Linked DNA regions of Homo sapiens: regions 1 and 2 are each linked to region 3. The links are chromatin loops, found by intact Hi-C in ENCODE. Cell type or tissue: PC-9. All regions are shown on one strand. Each heading gives the region's core, and the rest is flanking DNA. Links, peaks and the distances in the headings are about the cores only.

Region 1 (5,000 bases), core at 1-5,000, 390 kb before region 3:
TATGAATGAATGGATAAATGAATGAATGAATGAAAAAGGAAGGAAGGAAAGAAGGAAGAAAGGATGGAGGAAGGGACAGAGGGAAAGAAGAACAAAGGAAGAGAGTAGGGAAGGAAGGAAGGAAGGAAGACATGGTTTTGAAAATGGGAAAAAAATGCTGCCAGTATGATTTTCTTGATGTAGTTTGTAATGTGGTAGGAGGGAGAGATTTGATTGAGCACTCTTCTATTTCTGAATAAAGAAGGTTATGGTAACAATAATGTAAATGGATGGGTGGGAGATGAATAGAGGAAGTGGAATGATAATCAGATACTATAATGAGGAAGTCACATTAAAAATAATGTGTATTGATTGTTTCCTTTATTACAGAAATGTTTGTTGTAGAAAATAAATAAAAATTCTCTATGATCCCATTACTATCAAATAACCACTGTTAAAATTTGGAATATATTCTACTGGACTTTAAATTCATATAAAAAATGTACATGTATATATTTTTATTTTTATTTTTTTTGGCTTCCAGCAGGAAAAGAATTTTTATTTTACTTTGTTGTTGTTTTGGATTTTTTTATGTATATATATTTTAATGCATCTATATCTATATACAGACTTTTTTGAACTTGGATTTCTTTGCTCTTGTCTATACATACTTTTTTTTTCTTTTTTTTTTTTCGAGATGGAGTTTTGTTTTTGTTGCCCAGGCTGGAGTACAATGGTGCGATCTCGGCTCACTGCAACCTCCACCTCCCAGGTTCAGGCGATTCTCCTGCCTCAGCCTCCCAAGTAGCTGGGATTACAGGCATGCACCACCATGCCTGGCTAATTATTGCATTTTTAGAAGGGACGGGGTTTCACCATGTTGGTCAGGCTGGTCTTGAACTCCTGACCTCAGGTGATTCACCCGCCCTGGCCTCCCAAAGTGCTGGGATTACAGGCATGAGCCACCACACCCGGCCTATACATACTTTTTAAAAATAGAATAATGGTGAATAGAGGCATGGTGTAAGTGTCAGGGTGTGGAACCCTGTGTGGCTAATGACAAGTGGTTCTGACAGGACAGATGCACCTGCTTAAGTTCCATGGCCAAGTGCAAAGCCTTAACCGATTCGCCTTAACCGATTCTCCTTTTCCCACAGAACATTCCTGCCTCAGACCACTACGTGGGGCCAAATGGCTTTAAAAGTCTGGCTCAGGAGGCCACAAGATTAGCAGAAAGGTGAGCAGCATTAGAGGGCACCTCTGCTTCAAGCCGTCTCTGCAAGGCCAGACTTGAATAAGAGTGTAGGGTATTAGGGACCCAAGCATCGTATTTATTCTCTCCAGGCTCCTTTGCAGCCATTCCCTACCTTGAAACCAGTTTTTAACCACTTGGCTTTTATTGTATGTAAGTGGCCACTGGGCAGGGTCATTTGGCAGGAGTTGGGGGTGAGGGTGTTTCTTTCCCACATTTCCCTATGACTCACAGTATGGCTGTGTTGTATGTCAGATGTGATTCCTCGGGCCACGTGAAATGAATCAGCCCTTGGAAGAGAAAGCTCTGCAGCTTTCAGGGACTCCCACACCAAGCCTGGGAACAAGTAGCAACGAGTTGTTTTTTAGCCTGTGGGGGCCAAGACTGCAGAGGGGGAACTTCCTCCTGAAAACCGGCTCTGCAGGGCCCCAATGATAACACGCAGCTCCCTTCATCCTTGGCTCTGACTAGAAATCCTACGGTGTTTAAGAGGTTTGCTGGTAGCGGTCTGCTCAGCAGGGTGGCAGGCTCTGTTAATCCCAAGTGGAATTCAGTCAGCGGAAGAGGGCTGATTTGTATATTTTGTAACATGAGCTGCCTCCTGAGCTCGTTTTTAATTTTGTTTCTTTGGGTTTTTTTTAAAGAAGCACTTTTTAGAACCAGGAGGAACCAAAAGTATCCAGGGAATTTTTATAGACATGCTTTGTCCCCCTAGTGGTGGGCCCAGTTTAGAGCTGAAGCGAAAGTGCGTAAAGGTTGGATCCTGGGTGAAATAAGACCTAGAGGTTTCTTCCTGCAGCAAACAGCTTACAGATGCAGTGTTTTATCACCTGAGACTGCTCCCACCCATCTCCACACTCCACCCCGCTCCGGGACTCCAGTGATTATGCCATAAACGGAAAAGATCACTACAAGGTCTATGACATAAGGCGAATTCTCCAAAACACTTTCTGCTTCTTGACAGCACCTCTAATTCCATGTAATTTGAGTCAGTTCTGTAGGGTTTTTCTAAATCAGACCAGCTCCCGTACTCTTTGCCCTTCGTGTAACTGAACAACCTAAAGGAAGCCCTTTGCGTGAAAACTCTTATTCTTTTGTTTTTAATCCTTTCAGCCACGTTGAGTCAGCCAGTAACATGGAGCAACTGACAAGGGAAACTGAGGACTATTCCAAACAAGCCCTCTCACTGGTGCGCAAGGCCCTGCATGAAGGAGTCGGAAGCGGAAGCGGTAGCCCGGACGGTGCTGTGGTGCAAGGGCTTGTGGAAAAGTACGTTCCTACGGGTCCTCCCGTGGCTCATTATACCTTGGATACTCCCAGGGCAAAATGCTAACCGTACTTGAGGGGCACCATGCTAGTTGTAAAAAACATATTATTAATGATAATAAGAGGGCCGAAATCATGGGAGTTTTACTTTGGGGAAAAGCAGATATTTTTAAGACTGGAAGAAAAAAAGATTGGTTAGTCTAAATAAAATTAATGTTTTGATTGAGATTACAATACTGGGAGGTATGGTCACCCTCTGGTGTTTGAAGGGTGTGAATAAACCCATCTGATGGCATGGGGAGATATAAAAATACAGAAATATATTTCTGTTATCAAGAAGTGGGGAATTTGGGATTGAATTTTTCTGACCCAACCTGTGTAAATTAAAAGGCTTATGTTTAGTGGAGAGGGACAAGTATCTGATAAATAATTTTGTTTGGTTCTTCTGGTTATTCTAACTACATACTTTCAAGACAACAGGGTGAAATTTTGCTTTTGTTAAAAAAAAAGGGGGGGCCAGGTGTGGTGGCTCACTCTTGTAGTCCCAGCTACTTGGGAGGCTGAATTGGGAGGATTGCTTGAGCGTGGGAGGATGAGGCTATAGTGAGCTGTGATCACGCCACTGCACTCCAGCCTGGACAACAGAGTGAAACCCTGTCTCAAAAAAAAAAAAAAAAAAGAATTCTCAAAGTCCTCTTTTTATTACCGCCCCCTCCCCACCCCCAACACCAGATTGGAGAAAACCAAGTCCCTGGCCCAGCAGTTGACAAGGGAGGCCACTCAAGCGGAAATTGAAGCAGATAGGTCTTATCAGCACAGTCTCCGCCTCCTGGATTCAGTGTCTCGGCTTCAGGGAGTCAGTGATCAGTCCTTTCAGGTGAGGGCATCTGGCCTGTGTGCTTGATATACAGGAGGGCCATAAATACTTTCTTTTCTGGGGGTGCCATAATATTGTTCAAACATTCAGCTTTTTCTCCATGTTGACCATTTCTGTTTTAGAGTGGGAAGAGTATTTAGCCTTCTCATTACCCATTTGCTTGTTCTTAAACCACAATCCTAGTCTCTGGAAAGGATTTGACCCATGCTAAACCTATTACTGGATAAAAGTTTTATGTATCTTCCTTAGTTCTGGGGATTGTTGAAACCTGTGGAAAATTTTTATAAAGTTTTTTTGTTTACGCTTGAGTCCAACCTATAGTATATCTCTATGTATAGCCACTCTGAGATGACTTCTTCTCAAAAGTTTTGCATTGTTTCTGCCATCAGTTCCTTTAACAATTCCAAACTTATTCGATTAAGAAGATTTTGTTTACTACCTATAGAAAAAAAAATTCACAATCCCCATGGATATATGTTCCCATGAATATATAAACTAACATGTAAACATTTAAAAAATGAAAAAGAACAGAGACAAAGCCTGTTTGACATTGAGGGGACCTGCTGCCTTACTTTCATTGGGCATACTGACTCATTTTTGTTAGGTTTTGGGCCTGGATGGCTAGTGACTATTTTCTTGGCTTCTTAAGGCTGTTGCTATTTTCAAACAATGGTGCCAGGTCCTAACAAGGCTGGTGTGGTAACTGGTAAGCAGAAGTCAGACTCCCTGGTTTCTTTGGGCTCATAGGTGGAAGAAGCAAAGAGGATCAAACAAAAAGCGGATTCACTCTCAAGCCTGGTAACCAGGCATATGGATGAGTTCAAGCGTACACAGAAGAATCTGGGAAACTGGAAAGAAGAAGCACAGCAGCTCTTACAGAATGGAAAAAGTGGGAGAGAGGTATTCTTTTGTTAATTCATTCACTCAATAAAGATGTATTGAATGCCCACCATATGAATAAATATGGCAAGAAGAATAATCAAAAGCTCTCTGACCAGGCACGGTGACTTATCCCTGTAATCCCCGCACTTTTGGAGGCCAAGCCAGGAGGATCGCTTGAACTCAGGAGTTTGAGACCAGCGTAGGCAACGTAGTGAGGCCCCCATCTCTACAAAAAATAAAAAATAAAAAAATAGCTGTGCATGATGACACGTGCCTATAGTCCTAGCTACTTGAGAGGCTGAGGCGAGAGGATCACTTGAGCTCATGAGTTCGAGGCTGCAGTGAGCCATGATTACACCACTGTACTCCAGCCTGGGTGACAGAGCAAGACCCTGTTTCTGGAAAAATCAACAATGAAGGCACTGCTTATGGAAGAAGTAACAGTTGCAGAGATCTTGGTGTGATTAGCTCAGTTCCACCCAGTCGGTCAGCCCTCAAACCTAGGAATAGGACCTAGGCCTCTTGGGTCTAATTTTGGTCTAGCTCAGTCTACTACTTGGCTTCAGGAAATATCTAGAGTTTAAAATTATGATTTATAAAACCGTTCCTGTCCCTGATGGTGGACTAGAGTTTCTCTATATGGAATGTGTTGTGGACTTATAAAGTTTGCTCTGTCCCAGATTGTAGAGGGGTTTGCTACAGCACCCCTAGACTCTGCAGTGAATCACAATGATCTGCTGTCAT
Region 2 (5,000 bases), core at 1-5,000, 660 kb before region 3:
TTTTGGTATATTTTCTTTTAGTATTTTTTTTTCTATCACACTATTACAAAGTTTAGATCATATTAAATTTTATAGTTTGTTTTTCTATTTAGATAAGCATTTTCATATCATTAAAAATTACTTAAACACATAATTTTCAAGAGTGGCATGTAATTTCTTGGTATAAATATAATTTGTATAACCTTATATTTTCAAGCATTTGGGCTACACTAATTTCTATAGCATCAACTATGCCATTTTGAATATCTTTGTGCATAAGCTTTTGCTTATATTTCAGATATTCCTCTAGGGGAAGGTGGGATTACTGAGTCAAGATGTAGAAACATTTTAACGCTCTCAGTATTGCCAAGCCGTTTCCCAAAAAGAATGTAATTAATTTCTACTTCTGTTAGCAGATAAAATTCCCAGGTGGGCTGAGTTATGAAAGAGAAGGAAACTATAGGCACCTAAAGCAGGGACAGAATGCGGGGATGGAGTAAGGTAAATATTCTAAGCAGAGAGAGTAGTTAGTGGCTTTATCCAGGGGTAGAAGAACTTGGTCTAGGTAGCTGAATATAGCAGGAGTAGAGGACAATTTGGGACAAAAACTCAGGCTGTAGAGATATGCATAAGCCATGTTACAAAGAGTCACCTAAACTGGCTTTAGGTAAAAAGTTAGGACCAAAATTAAAACAAACTGAAGAATCTCGTTGGCAACACGCTTGAGATTCTGCAGAGGAGAGAGAATAGCTCATTTATTTTACAGATATGTATTGAGCACCTATTCTGTGCTGGCATGGTATTTGGTGCTGGTGCTGAAGACAGACAATAAACATGATTTTTTACGTAAAATTGTCAAGAAAATAAAAACACATATCTACCCCAAAACTTGTACATTCACATCCATAGCAGAATTATTTATAATAGCTATAAAGTGGAAAGAACTTAAATGTCAATCAACTGATAAACAGATAAATAAAATGTGGTATAGCCATACAGTAGAATACTATTTGGCTATTTAAAAAGGAATAAAGTACTGCTGATACATACTACAACATGGATGAACCTTGAAAACATGCTAAATGACAGAAAATGAGGTCACAGAAACCCATATAACATATGATCCCATTTATATAAAATGTCCAGAATAGGCAAATCAATAGAGACAGAAAGTACATTAGTGGTTGCCTAGGGCTGGGGGTTGGGGGTTGCCAGGGAAGAGGGGCAGAGTTTGAAAAGGAATGGGAGCTGACTGCTAATGGGCCCAGGATTTCTTTCTGGGGTGATGAGAATGTACTATAATTGATTGTGATGATGACTGCCCAACTCTGAGAACTGAAACCATTGAATTGTATGCTTAAATGGGTGAACCGTATGGTATGTGAATTATATCTCAATTTTTAGAAATAAAATTTATGGCACATTATGTGACAGTTAGGTGCTATGGAGAATGATAAAAATATGGAGATGGATAGGGCAGAGCAGGGATGAGGACATTTTGGAGAGTAGGCCCGGGATATAATTTTTGTACAGAGCAGAGAGGGAAGGTCTCACCCGTAAGATGATGTTTGAGTAAAGATCTGAAGGAGGTCAAAAGGAAAATCTTGGACTTTGACAGCTGCAAAATAAGGAAAGTTTTTTCCATCACCAAGTCATTCCCAGGGTACAGTTCAGTTATAAAGAACATAGATAAATTAGTAGTAACACAGTTTTAGGAAGTCTTTAATACTAACACATTATTTTCATATTTCCCTATGTAAGAATAAATAAGGCTCACATCAGTCAGAAAACACTAAATAAGTACACTGGGGATTTAGGTATTTTGGAAGTTTTGTATGGTGGAGATTTGGTTTGTATTATTTTGGAGGTGCACACCAGGATGCTGTGAAATGTAATTGTATTTCTTTTTCCTTTTGTTTTCCTCAATTGAAAAAATAAGTATTAATGAACACTTCATTCGGCCATTTATTCACAAATAATTTTTCTCTCTTAGAACACTAATTTTTTTCCTCCTCAACTCTTTGACATTAACTTTGTAAACCACAAAAAAACTAAACAAACAAACAAACAAACACTTTGGAAACAAATACTCAATGGCAGTAAGAAACACAACAGTTCTTTGAAGCCTGTACCTCCTTATTTTGACCAGAGGAGAGCACTAGAGAGCTTTCGGGCTATTGAAGGGCCCCCCCGCAATCCCAAAGGGCTGGGTGGAGCCTGAAGCATTCAGCCAGGCATAGCTTTAAGTCCTGACTCAGAAGACAACAGCACAGCACTTTGCTAAAGGGCAAGCTCGGACACATTTCCGTAACATATAACACTTCTTTCACCTCAGACGTGATGTTCTGCTAAATCTTCAACATTTCATAATGTGTACTAACCCCTTGATACTTGTTTTGTGTTCTGCTTTTGTTTTCAGCTCTTTGGGAGGTAAACAATGATTTTAATTTCATTTTACATAAACCACACAAAAAAGAAAGAATCACCATACATGTTTAAGGGCACATGAACTCCACTAAGGAGAGGCAGTACTGGGTATGGACAAGACACAACCTAAAACTTCCGACTAAAGCTACCCTGGTGAAAAGCCAATGGCCCAAACTTGTCTTAACTATCAGAAGTCTTAGGTTTCAATTTTGATAGGAAAAGACACTAAGAATAACATCAGCTAATTAGCCTACAATTTGAACAGTGTATAAATATCTAATAATGGAGCAGACACTTAAAATGTATAATAACTGGGGTATCAACGGCAGAAGACAACAGACACTCTCAACCACTGTTGATGGAAATAGAAATAGTTAAAATCTTATTGGAAGGCATCTTGTTAAAAAAAAAAAACTTTCAAAATTTTAAGTGTGCATAATTTCAACCCAGCAATTCCATCTCTAGATATAAGTTCCCCCGAAATGCTGCACATGCACACAAAAATTTTATTTATAGTAGTTTTAATAATAATGATAATAGCATTTAGCACTTACTGTGGTAGGTGCAGTTCAAGAACTTTACATACGTTGACTAATTTATCTCTAAAAACAGCCTGGCGATCCCCATTTTATTGATGAGGAAGCTGAGGCAGGGACAGGTTAAGTAACAGCTGTGAAGAGGTGGAGCCAGGATTCGAATGCATGGATCCCAACGCCCCTGCTCTTAACCACTATGCTATGCAATACGAGGATATTTATTGTAGCATTGTTTATAGTGGTGTAAAACTGGAAACAGCCCATGTCTAGCACTAGTGGAATCGTTAAATAACCAATGATGTATTCATATTGTCAAAATGAAGTCAATCTAGGTGCCCTGACTCAGAAAAGGCCCCAAAGGTATACTGTAGAGAAGGGGAGGGAGAGAAGCAATTCTCAGAATAATACGTATCATATGATTCCATTTGTGTTTCTTTTCAATTACACGTTTGTATTTGGACATATATTCAAGCATAGAAAAAGGATGGAAGAACATACAGACACCAAACTGTACCAGTTGTAGTCTTTGAGGAGAGTGGTATTGGGAAGGGGGTGGTTGTAAAAGAGGAATTTCAATTTCATATTTTACCCTATGTAATTCTGTATTACTTGAAAGTTTTAAAATAAAATATATTTACATACTACTTCTGCATCTTTTAAAAAACTGGAACACTCTTTCAAAGACTAAAAAAGGACACACTTGGGCTGGGTACGGTGGCTCACACCTGTAGTCCCAGCACTTTGGGAGGCCGAGGTGGGTGAGCCAAGAGTTTGAGACCAGCCTGGGCAACATGGTGAAACTCCATCTCTACAAATACAAAAGAAATTAGCCAGGTGTGGCAGCGAGTGCCTGTAGTCCCAGCTGCTCGGAAGGCTGAAGCCGGAGGATAGTTTGAGCCCTGGAGGTCAAGGCAGCAGTGAGCCATGACTGCACCACTGCACTCCAGCCTGGGCAACAGAGTGAGACTCTGTCTCAAAATAAAATAAAATAAAATAAAGACATAGTGTAAACATCGAAGGGAATCTTAGCAAACAGTTCAGTCAACTCCTTCATAGTACTAGTGAAGAAACCGCAGTGTTAGGAAGTAAAATGGAGCCTGTATTGTTACGCCTATAACGGCTGCTCTAAGCTAGAGGCTGCCTGCCTGACTCCTGCCCCAGAGCTCTTTTTGTGTTACTACTTTGCCTTCACCTGGGGAAACCTCTAAAAGTGAGTTATGCACTATCTTAATGTGATTTGACAGTTACATTTTATTTCATAGATTCATAGTTATGTGGCCTTTTAAAACGTTTTGGAGGAACATATGTCACTCATTCATTCAACAAATATTTATTAAATAAAATAATTAGATATTACTAATTAGGTGCTAATTGTTATATGCCAGGTTCTGTTCTGGGCCCTGGAAATATAACATTGCTCAAGATATACATAGTTGTCGCCCTCAAGAATTATGGGAAAATGTTCACCACCTAACCACATAGGAAAAAACACACTATGAAGCTGTACGTCCTAAATGAAAATGCACAAAAATGTTAACAGTTATCTCTGGAGTTTTAGGAGATTTTTATGTGGTTCTTTATGTATTTCTATGTTTTCTTTCTTTAGGAAGTTTTCAATTGGCATGTATTTCCTTCATAATGAGAAAAATATATTTTAAAGAATCAAACAGTAGCTCTTTGTGTAAGTTTTGAAACCTGTGGAACTATATGAAAAGAGAAAAGGGTCATTATACCAGGAGAAAGCAAATGTTTCCCTGAAAAGGAAAGGCTTAGACAAGCTCTTCTGTTCTTGTTGCTGAACCATAAGTCTATGGAATTCCCAGGGAAAAGCCTTTTCAGAGGGCACTTCTGGAGCTGTGAGACATCTTTTGTCATATTGCTAAGGAACATCAGACAGTACACTTTGGGGGAAAGAGCTATGGAAGCCAGTCCAGGCTAGTGGTTTAGTCTTCAGGCTTTGGAGACAGACTGTATGGACGCAGATCCCAGCTCAACCCCTTTCTAGCTATGCAACCTCAAGAAATTTGTTTGCCTTTTTGAACTTCGGTTTCTCCATCT
Region 3 (8,418 bases), core at 1,900-6,899:
TATTTCCCTTCACTGACTCTCTTTTTGGACTCAGCCCACCTGCACCCAGGTGAAATAAACAGCTTTATTGCTCACACAAAGCCTGTTTGGTGGTCTCTTCACATGGACGCGCATGAAACCTGGGACTCTGGAAGTGGAACTGAGAAAGAAAAGTCAGTTTTGGTCTGGGTGCCTGAACATCATGATGGAAAACTTAGGGGGTTTCTGGTGGAGTGTTTTGTCATGTTACTGGTAAAGCAGAGGAGACTGATTATTGGTGATAAAAGCAAGAATGGAGCAGACCTGCAGAGAAATGTAAGCATGAGTTTTCAGTGGCTGGTATATAAAAGTTAAGCAGAGCTTTATGCAGTATTAAACAATATTATTACAGCTCCCAGAAGCCCGGTTTATACTGATTTCATATGAACGGCACCCCTTACAGCACAACTGTGTGGCATGAATGGTGTCCCCTGGACTTGTGCTATGAGGCAGTCCTACTTTTAGTTGGGGATGGGGCTGTAGATAAAGGCCAGGGCCAAATAATGCAGATATTGTATATCATTTAGAGCAGGAATAAAATATGTGTTGTGATTCTACATGTCTAAAACCCATGGCAGACATCACTAATTCTCATGGTCCACCTACCTGTTGAACTCCAACATGTCCTACTCAATACAGCACCCCAGAGAGTCACTATCAATCAGCATATACTTTGTCTATGTACTTCCTGGCCTGACAACAGCTATAACATGAAACTCATAAGTAGCTGTATCTCAGCAGCAGATGGTTTCCCTCTCGTTAGAATAAACACTGGGTATTATATCAAAGTTAAGGAAATCTTTTGCTTTTGATCTGAGGACCCAGAAAATTTGGAACCAGTCTTCAAACTTAGTGGTAACATGGTATCACTTAATTAACTTGATTTAATACTAATAATGAACAGGATTCTGGAATGTTCACTAATTGTGTGAATTCTGAAATCGTGTTGTTTCCTCGGCTTGGTATTCCCTTCCTGTTTTCTATTTGCCAAACTCTTAGATAGCCTTCAAGGCCCATTGAAATGCTCCCATTTTCACACCTTTTCCTTGACATTCTCTCTTGGAGAAGTAATTGCTCCCCATCTGTTATTGTACATGAATTTACTCTCTTCTCTATTATAGCTTGTTTACTATTGAATTTTATTCATTGCTTGTGTATCTTACCTAGAATCTAGATCCCACAGGATAAGGATTGTATTTTAAATATTTTAAGCAGCCCTTAGCATGTAAATACTTGCCTGAATGACAGTGAAACTGTGCTTTCACGTGCGAAATACTTTGGGTAGTTTGTCTTAAGAAAACACCCTCAAGTCCTGAGAAAACCAACCAAGTCAATATATTAGGATAAGACTTCCATATGGGGACCAACTAATCTCTTCTAGTTTACATTTGAAGCAGCAATTGTTGAAAAGAAAAATATGAATATTTTAAAATAAAAAAACTAAAATTTAAAATCATAAAAACATCCAAGAACACTTCATGAAATTTCTATTTTTAAATTTTGGAGCCAGGAAAATCTAAGTATGACTTGAACTCTAAATGCCATAAGAAAAGATTAATAAACTCAATTAGATAAAAATAAAAATAACCTTTTTATTTATAGTAAAAGCTATTATAAAGCGAAACTCAAAATGCAAGAAATATTTGACATTCCTGTTGAAAAGAGCTCCTACAAATCAGTAAGAAAAAGACCATCAAAAGGGCAAAGAAAATATAGAAATACAAAAATATAGAAAAGAAAATACAACTGGCTATTAGGCATGTGAAAAGATGTGCAATCTCATTTACATTAAGAGAAATGCAAATATATGATACCATTTTTAAAACATCAGATTTGAAAAGATTAAAAAATGTTTTATGACAAACACATAGAATAGGTAAAGGGGTGGGAAAACATGCATTCTTCTACACGGCTGGAGAAAGTATAATTGATAAAACCTTTAAGAAAGGCAATTTAGCAATATCTCCCTTAAATGCCCTCCAACTGACCTTAACTTTCACTTTTAGGAATTGATCTACAAATAGGCTTGAACATATGTAAAATGACTTGTGTATAATGCTATTCACTGTAGCACTGTTTGTAACTGCAAAAGATCAGAAACCACCTAAATCAATAGGGAAATGGTTAAGTAAATTATGGTACATTTATTTATATAATAGAATTATTATGCAGTCATAAAAATAAAATTGTTATCGGAAAGTGGTCCCAATCCAGACCCCAAGTGAGCGTTCTTGGATCTCACACAAGAAAGAATTCAAGGCCAGTCTGTAAAGTTAAAGCAAGTTTATTAAGAAAGTAAAGGAATAAAGAATGGCTACTCCATAGGCAGAGCAGCCCCGAGGGCTGCTGGTTGCCCATTTTAACGGTTATTTCTTGATGATATGCTAAACAAGGGGTGTATTATTCATGCCTCCCCTTTTTAGACCATATAGGATAACTTCCTGATGTTGCCATGGCATTTGTAAACTGTCATGGTGCCGGTGGGAGCGTAGCGGTGAGGATGGCCAGAGGCAGAGGTCACTTTCATTGCCATCTTGGATTTGGTGGGTTTTGGCCAGCTTCTTTACTGCAAACTGTTTTATCAGCAAGGTCTTTATGACCGGTATCTTGTGTTGACCTCCTATCTCATCCTGTGACTTAGAATGCCTTAACCATCTGGGAATGCAGCCCAGTAGGTCTCAGCCTTATTTTACCCAGCTTCTATTCAAGAAGGAATTGCTCTGGTTCAAATGCCTCTGAAGGGAATAAGGAAGTTCTTTATGTATTGATAGGAAATTACCACCAAAATATACTGTTAATGAAAAAAGCAAGGAACAGAACACTATATATAGTATGTTAGTATTTATGTACACAAAGGGGTAAAATCTTATATAGGTATTTGCCTGTAAATGCATACACTGTATCTGGAAGGATGCCTAAGAATTAAGTGACAATAGTTGGTTGTCAAAAGAGGAACTAGGGTGGAATGGAAAATTACCACAGTACATATTTCTTACCTTTTGAATATTGAACAATATGAACAAATTATTTGAAAACGAATAAAAACTAAAATGAATAAAATACAGAACCATTGGCTAATGAATACACTGACCTTTAACTTAGCAAATTGAAGAAAATCTTAGTTGCCCTGGCATCTTGATTCAATTTTTGGAGAAACAAAAGGAAGTATGATGTTATTCAGAGGCATTGGCCATTTAAGTTATTCATTACCCTAAGGGTTGACAGAATTAGAAAAATCTACGTATAAAGTCAAGGACGGTGATATAAATTCATGGATATAATTTAATGGTTATCTTTAAGGAAAACAAGGGGTATTGGGTCACATCTCTGCTCTTAGAAGGTGATGCCACAGAATAATGAACAGATCATATAAACTCCCATAGTGCCACTGTTAGCCAGATATGAGCTGGAATTCTGTTCCTCAGCCACTTTCTCTGGTGACTTCTGGCAAAGCTAAACACTATAGGGGCTGCACGTGGTACTCATGGTGGCTCTGATTTCCACCTAAGGCTGATAAATTCCCTTCTTAACTGTCCACATTGAAGTGAATTGAAATTCTTTGTGACTAAACTTGATTGGCTCTAGGGTATTTGAACCCAAGAATTATTTTACTCTTTGTATAGTTCTCAATTTGTACTTCTGATGTGTTGCCCTATTCAGGTACCCTAAGAACCTGTGTATAAATTAAGGATTTCTTAGGTGACTTGGCTCGTTCAATGTTATGCAACCAAGAGATATTTGTTGAACATCAACTATGCCAAGTGAATGTGGGGATGAGTAAGAGCCAGCTACTATGACTTCAGGGGGCCCATACAGTCTAGCAGCAAGGTCAAGAGGGTGTGTCTTGCAGAGCAGGAGCTAACTGCTAGGCTGGAAAATACGGGAGTTTTAGAATGCTTTGGAATTCAGGTGGGTCATACACTACTCAATTTGTGTTTCATGTGGTGTGGATTCTAGGGAACTGTTTCAGAGAGAAATAAGAGATGTAAACATAGATTATTTATGTTGATTACTCTTACACACTCAAGTAACAGAAATGATAAAGGAAAATAGAAATGTTAAAGTGAATGCTGTGTCCCATGTTGCTTGTGGTTGGATCATCAATGTGGTGAAGTAGCACCACCTTGAGGCAGATGACATGCTGTACCTCTGTGGGCTTCCCGGGCCTCCTCCATATCTGGAATCATACAAGAGGCACCTGCACAGAACGTTTTCACATTGGGGTTTTCACATATTGTACTAGTGACATTGGGGTGAGGGGGAGAGGGAGTGGGGCAGAGGTCCCGCGGCAGGAATATGGACAGAAGCAGCCTTGTTTAAGGGCACTTGGTTCTACAGAGGCCGTTGGTCTGTTCCTTAATTGGGTGTGTTTTTCAATTATTTTGGTGCTTTTAACATATTTTGTCTGTAAGGGGATGTTAGTTGTAAATCTAAAGGAAAAATTGTGTATCTAAAAATTAATCAATCTGGCTGGGCGCGGTGGTCACGCCTGTAATCCCAGTGCTTTGGGAGGCGGAGGAGGGTGGATCACCTGAGGTCAGGAGTTCAAGACCAGCCTGGGCAACATGGTGAAACCCCATCTCTCCTAAAAATACAAAAATTAGCTGGGCACGGTGATGCGTGCCTGTAATCCGAGCTACTCAGGAGGCTGAGGCAGGAGAATCGCTTGAGCCTGGGAGGTGGAGGCTGCAGTGAGCCGAGATTGTGCCATTGCACTCCAGCCTGAGCAACAGAGCAAGACTCCATCTCAAAAAAAAAAAATTAATTAATTAATTTTCTTTTTTACCTTTATACATGGGGTTAAACTAAGTGATCATCAATGTCTATTTCAGCTAATAAAACATTATGATTTCCTATAATTTTACTTTCTTGAATCTATCACGGAGATAGTTTCTGATCCTGTTAATAATTTGCACCATCTAGAATTCTTATGTTAAAAACATTAAAACTGCAGCTGGGCGCGGTGGCTCACGCATGTAATCCCAGCACTTTGGGAGGCCGAGGTGGGCGGATCACGAGGTCAGGAGATCGAGACCATCCTGGCTAACACGGTGAATGAAACCCCGTCTCTACTAAAAATACAAAAAATTAGCCGGGCGTGGTGGCGGGCGCCTGTAGTCCCAGCTACTTGGGAGGCTGAGGCAGGAGAATGGCGTGAACCCAGGAGGCAGAGCTTGCAGTGAGCCGAGATCGCGCCACTGCACTCCCGCCTGGGCCACAGAGCGAGACTCTGTCTCAAAAAAAACAAAACAAAACAAAACAAAACAAAACAAAACAAAAAACATTAAAACTGCAAGAACAGTGACTATTAAACCCACTTTTAACTTTCTCTTTCTACTCTGTTCATTTCACTTGGACCGTTTGTCCTTTCTGCCCCTCCAAAGGATTAGTTCAAATTAATGTCTCACTTTAAATACTCTGATCCACCCTGATTTTGTTGTTCTCCCAACATTGACTAACTGCATTTACAGTCAAATGCTAAATTGTATGACGTTAATTCTCTTTTTTTTTGTATGACATAATTTTCAGGTGCTTAACCTTACTTCCCAATTAGGCTGAGAGCAAACTGGTGAACAAGATTCAGACCTTATTCTTCTGTTATGTCCTCATGATCCTGGGATCCACAGGAAATGCTTTAAAAAGAATTCGGTTAATTTGTACCATCTACACATTGATTTCACCCATGTTCATGTCCTTAAAATATCATCATACTTGTCATCAAGTATGACTGTTACCGAAATGGTGCTGTTACCCAATGACCAAGAAGGGGTATGTTTTCCATTTCTTCCCTTTTGTAAAATGCCAAAAAAGAAACCAAATAGTAAAAGCACTGAGATTAAAGGAGGAGAATGGGAGGTAAACAACTACTTTTGTGCTAAAAGTGTCCTATGGCATTTATATATATTTTTTCCGCAATTAATCCTATTCCCAACTCTTCACCAAGGATAGTACTGTGTCATGGTTACTATACCCTGGGCTGACATTTAGTCAGGAGGCAACAGTTGAACCAGTTGTTTCCAGCTAGTATCCATTTTGACTCGGTCTCTATATTATACTACTTGTTAAATATTTTTAGTATCTCCCCTCAGTAAAGCTGATAGACTGGCAGATTCTAAATACACCCACCCATTCTTGTGAACAAATATGAACTCCAGAATTTTTCCAAACGCTTCAGTTATGAAAGTGATGTTAAGAAGGATTTTATGAAAAAGCATTCAGTATCATTTGATTTTAAAGTTTGTAATTGGTTATGCTATACCTACTTGACTACCTCTAATACCTATTGGCTAAGGCACAGTGGCATGTGCCTGTAGTTCCACCTTTTCGGGAGGCTGAGGCAGGACTGCTTGAAGCCAGGAGTTTGAGGCCTCAGTGCACTATGATCACACCTGTGAACAGCCACTGCACTCCAGCCTGGGCAGCATAGCAAGTCCCCATCTCTAAGTAATATTTAAGAATAATACCTATTGCTTAGCTTATCTTCACCCATAGGACCCTGAATTGCCTGGAAGTGTTTTAAAGTGGGAATCTAGTCAGGTGAAGATCGAAAGCAAACAGAAGTCGCTGTGAGTAGGTAAGTACAAGAAATAGATTTGAGGTGAAAGAAAGAGAATTTTGGAGGCTGGGAGTGAATGACTGCAGCTGCTAAGCTACTTTGCACTTTCTAGTCTAGGTCTTTGGGCAGTGATACTACATATAGGTATTCAGCTGCCATCCAGAAGGCTATGGAATCACTCCAAAGGCTTCAGTAGTGCTCTGACATCATTCATGACTCTCTTCTCTATCATCTTATATCTATATAGTCTTATAAAAACCCTACCAAACTGTTCTTGTTAAGAGTACAGTACTTGGTGGTAGAAGCAGAAAACCTTTCCTCTTAATTAACCATACATTCATAATTGTTAAAGTCAGAGAAAAATAAATTATTCAACACTGACATTTTATTTTCTGAAGTTTTATCATTTTTACAAAACAAAACAAAATGAAACAAAAAGCAGGTATCAAAAACAGCAAAGAGTTTATAGAATTTCTGCACCAGTTTGCACATAAGTCAGTGATTACAAAACTGGCATCCAATGTAAATACTAAGCACAAGCTCACTTCCCTCTTGGTCAGGTGGTTTGTTTTAGAGCTACTCGATATTTATAACTTTTTATAAGCACCGGTCATTTTTTGAGAACTGATTTGGTTTGTCCAACAAAGTAAACAATTTTTTGCTGTGTGGCAGTTTCTTTTTTTAGAAAACACTGAGCTAAAACACAGAATGTGTATTTGTTTGGATCTGAACCAAATCTTTTGAGATCCCAACTACCCTGAAGAACACTGAAGACATTTACGGGGCATATTAAATGGTATCTTAAATACTAGTTGTATACCTCATAATGTCTAAGGCAGCTATTATATTTCTAAAGAAAGTAGCATTTCATTCAGAGGCTGCCCAGAGTTTAAATTACACCATAGTTTTTCTTTCTTTCTGCAAATCATTCTTTCTGATTTGCAGTTTTTTCCAAACAGAGCCATATTAGTGGAACAAAAGTTTGATGTTCATGCCCAACAAGCTCTGATATTTTATGGATACATTTGTATAAAGCAAGACTTCTTGCTCTGAACCCTGGGTGACCACAAATAAATTGAGGGGCCATGATTATTGGATGCTGAGAGAAAGTAGCATACTTAAACCCACAGTACAGATAATCAGGAGGCAAGCAAAAACAAAGCTATAACTTAGCAGTGGTATTCACCCACCACTTATTCCAAAAACATATTTTGCTTATTAAATAAGGGAAATATGGTCCAGTTTTGCAATGTTAATAGCTGCCAGTCTCTCATATTTTTTATAAATATCATTTCCTGACTAGCAATGAGCTAGGAAACTGGCCTCAAATTCTGACCAAATCTCTCAGTATTAGTTAAAAATAATACAAAACAAAACAGAACAAAAAACCAGCCAACAGGGGTTAAAAGTTGCACAATTAAACTTGAATGTAAATTATACTATATACAGATTGGTATAAACATCACTGAAATGGTTTTGAAAGGATGAAACACTTCTATTTTAACACAATTTCTTCTATATTATCCCAATTTTCATTAAAGGACAACTGATATGTAATTTTTTTCTTTACAGATATGAAAAAGCAAGAAGGCAAAGCTGAGAGAAACAGATGCTACCCACAGGGCAGCGGTGGCATTTGGTTGTTTTGGTCTTTGTACCAGCAATTCCCACTCCCGAGGCAGATAATCCACTTCCTGCCAGACTACACAGTTTTTCTTGCAGTCAAGACACGAACAATGGACCCTACTCCTCCAGCAGCAAGTGCCTAAAAACAAACCAAGATGTAAATGTTGACAGAATAATAAAAGGTCAATTCTCATATTTGGTAAAACATTTTTCTTAAA

The links. Peaks named below come from ENCODE experiments on the same cell type or tissue, not always from the same donor. Only the 100,000 strongest peaks of a DNase experiment are listed, where the experiment ranks them.
Region 1: it touches region 3 in a loop (11-fold over the local background); 2 of 110 quality-filtered maps call a loop at or near these places.
Region 2: a loop joins it to region 3, with 5 times the contacts of the local background. A loop is called at or near these places in 18 of 110 quality-filtered maps.

Annotation. Positions count from the first base shown.
Region 1 is chr1:183,233,231-183,238,230 of GRCh38, forward strand. LAMC2 (laminin subunit gamma 2) reads left to right here. Exons shown (of 23, transcript NM_005562.3): 15 at 1,137-1,216; 16 at 2,345-2,500; 17 at 3,230-3,374; 18 at 4,122-4,274. Among named protein-coding and RNA genes, the nearest start is that of LAMC2, 49 kb to the left of the region's middle. RefSeq lists a silencer at 1,584-1,878. In PC-9, for the core only: CTCF peaks have their summits at 1,928 and 2,129; DNase peaks (open chromatin) are centred at 1,001 and 1,581; H3K4me3 peaks cover 1,866 bases; H3K27ac peaks cover 3,627 bases.
Region 2 is chr1:182,960,540-182,965,539 of GRCh38, forward strand. No RefSeq gene overlaps it. Among named protein-coding and RNA genes, the nearest start is that of SHCBP1L, 9.9 kb to the left of the region's middle. RefSeq lists an enhancer at 2,035-2,329. In PC-9, for the core only: a CTCF peak has its summit at 2,125; a DNase peak (open chromatin) is centred at 2,192; H3K4me3 peaks cover 479 bases; H3K27ac peaks cover 596 bases.
Region 3 is chr1:183,619,256-183,627,673 of GRCh38, forward strand. It overlaps ARPC5 (actin related protein 2/3 complex subunit 5), which reads right to left. Exons shown (of 4, transcript NM_005717.4): 4 at 1,591-8,339. The coding sequence ends at 8,277. Among named protein-coding and RNA genes, the nearest start is that of ARPC5, 12 kb to the right of the region's middle. In PC-9, for the core only: CTCF peaks have their summits at 4,144 (motif pointing left) and 4,344; DNase peaks (open chromatin) are centred at 3,827 and 4,126; H3K27ac peaks cover 3,202 bases.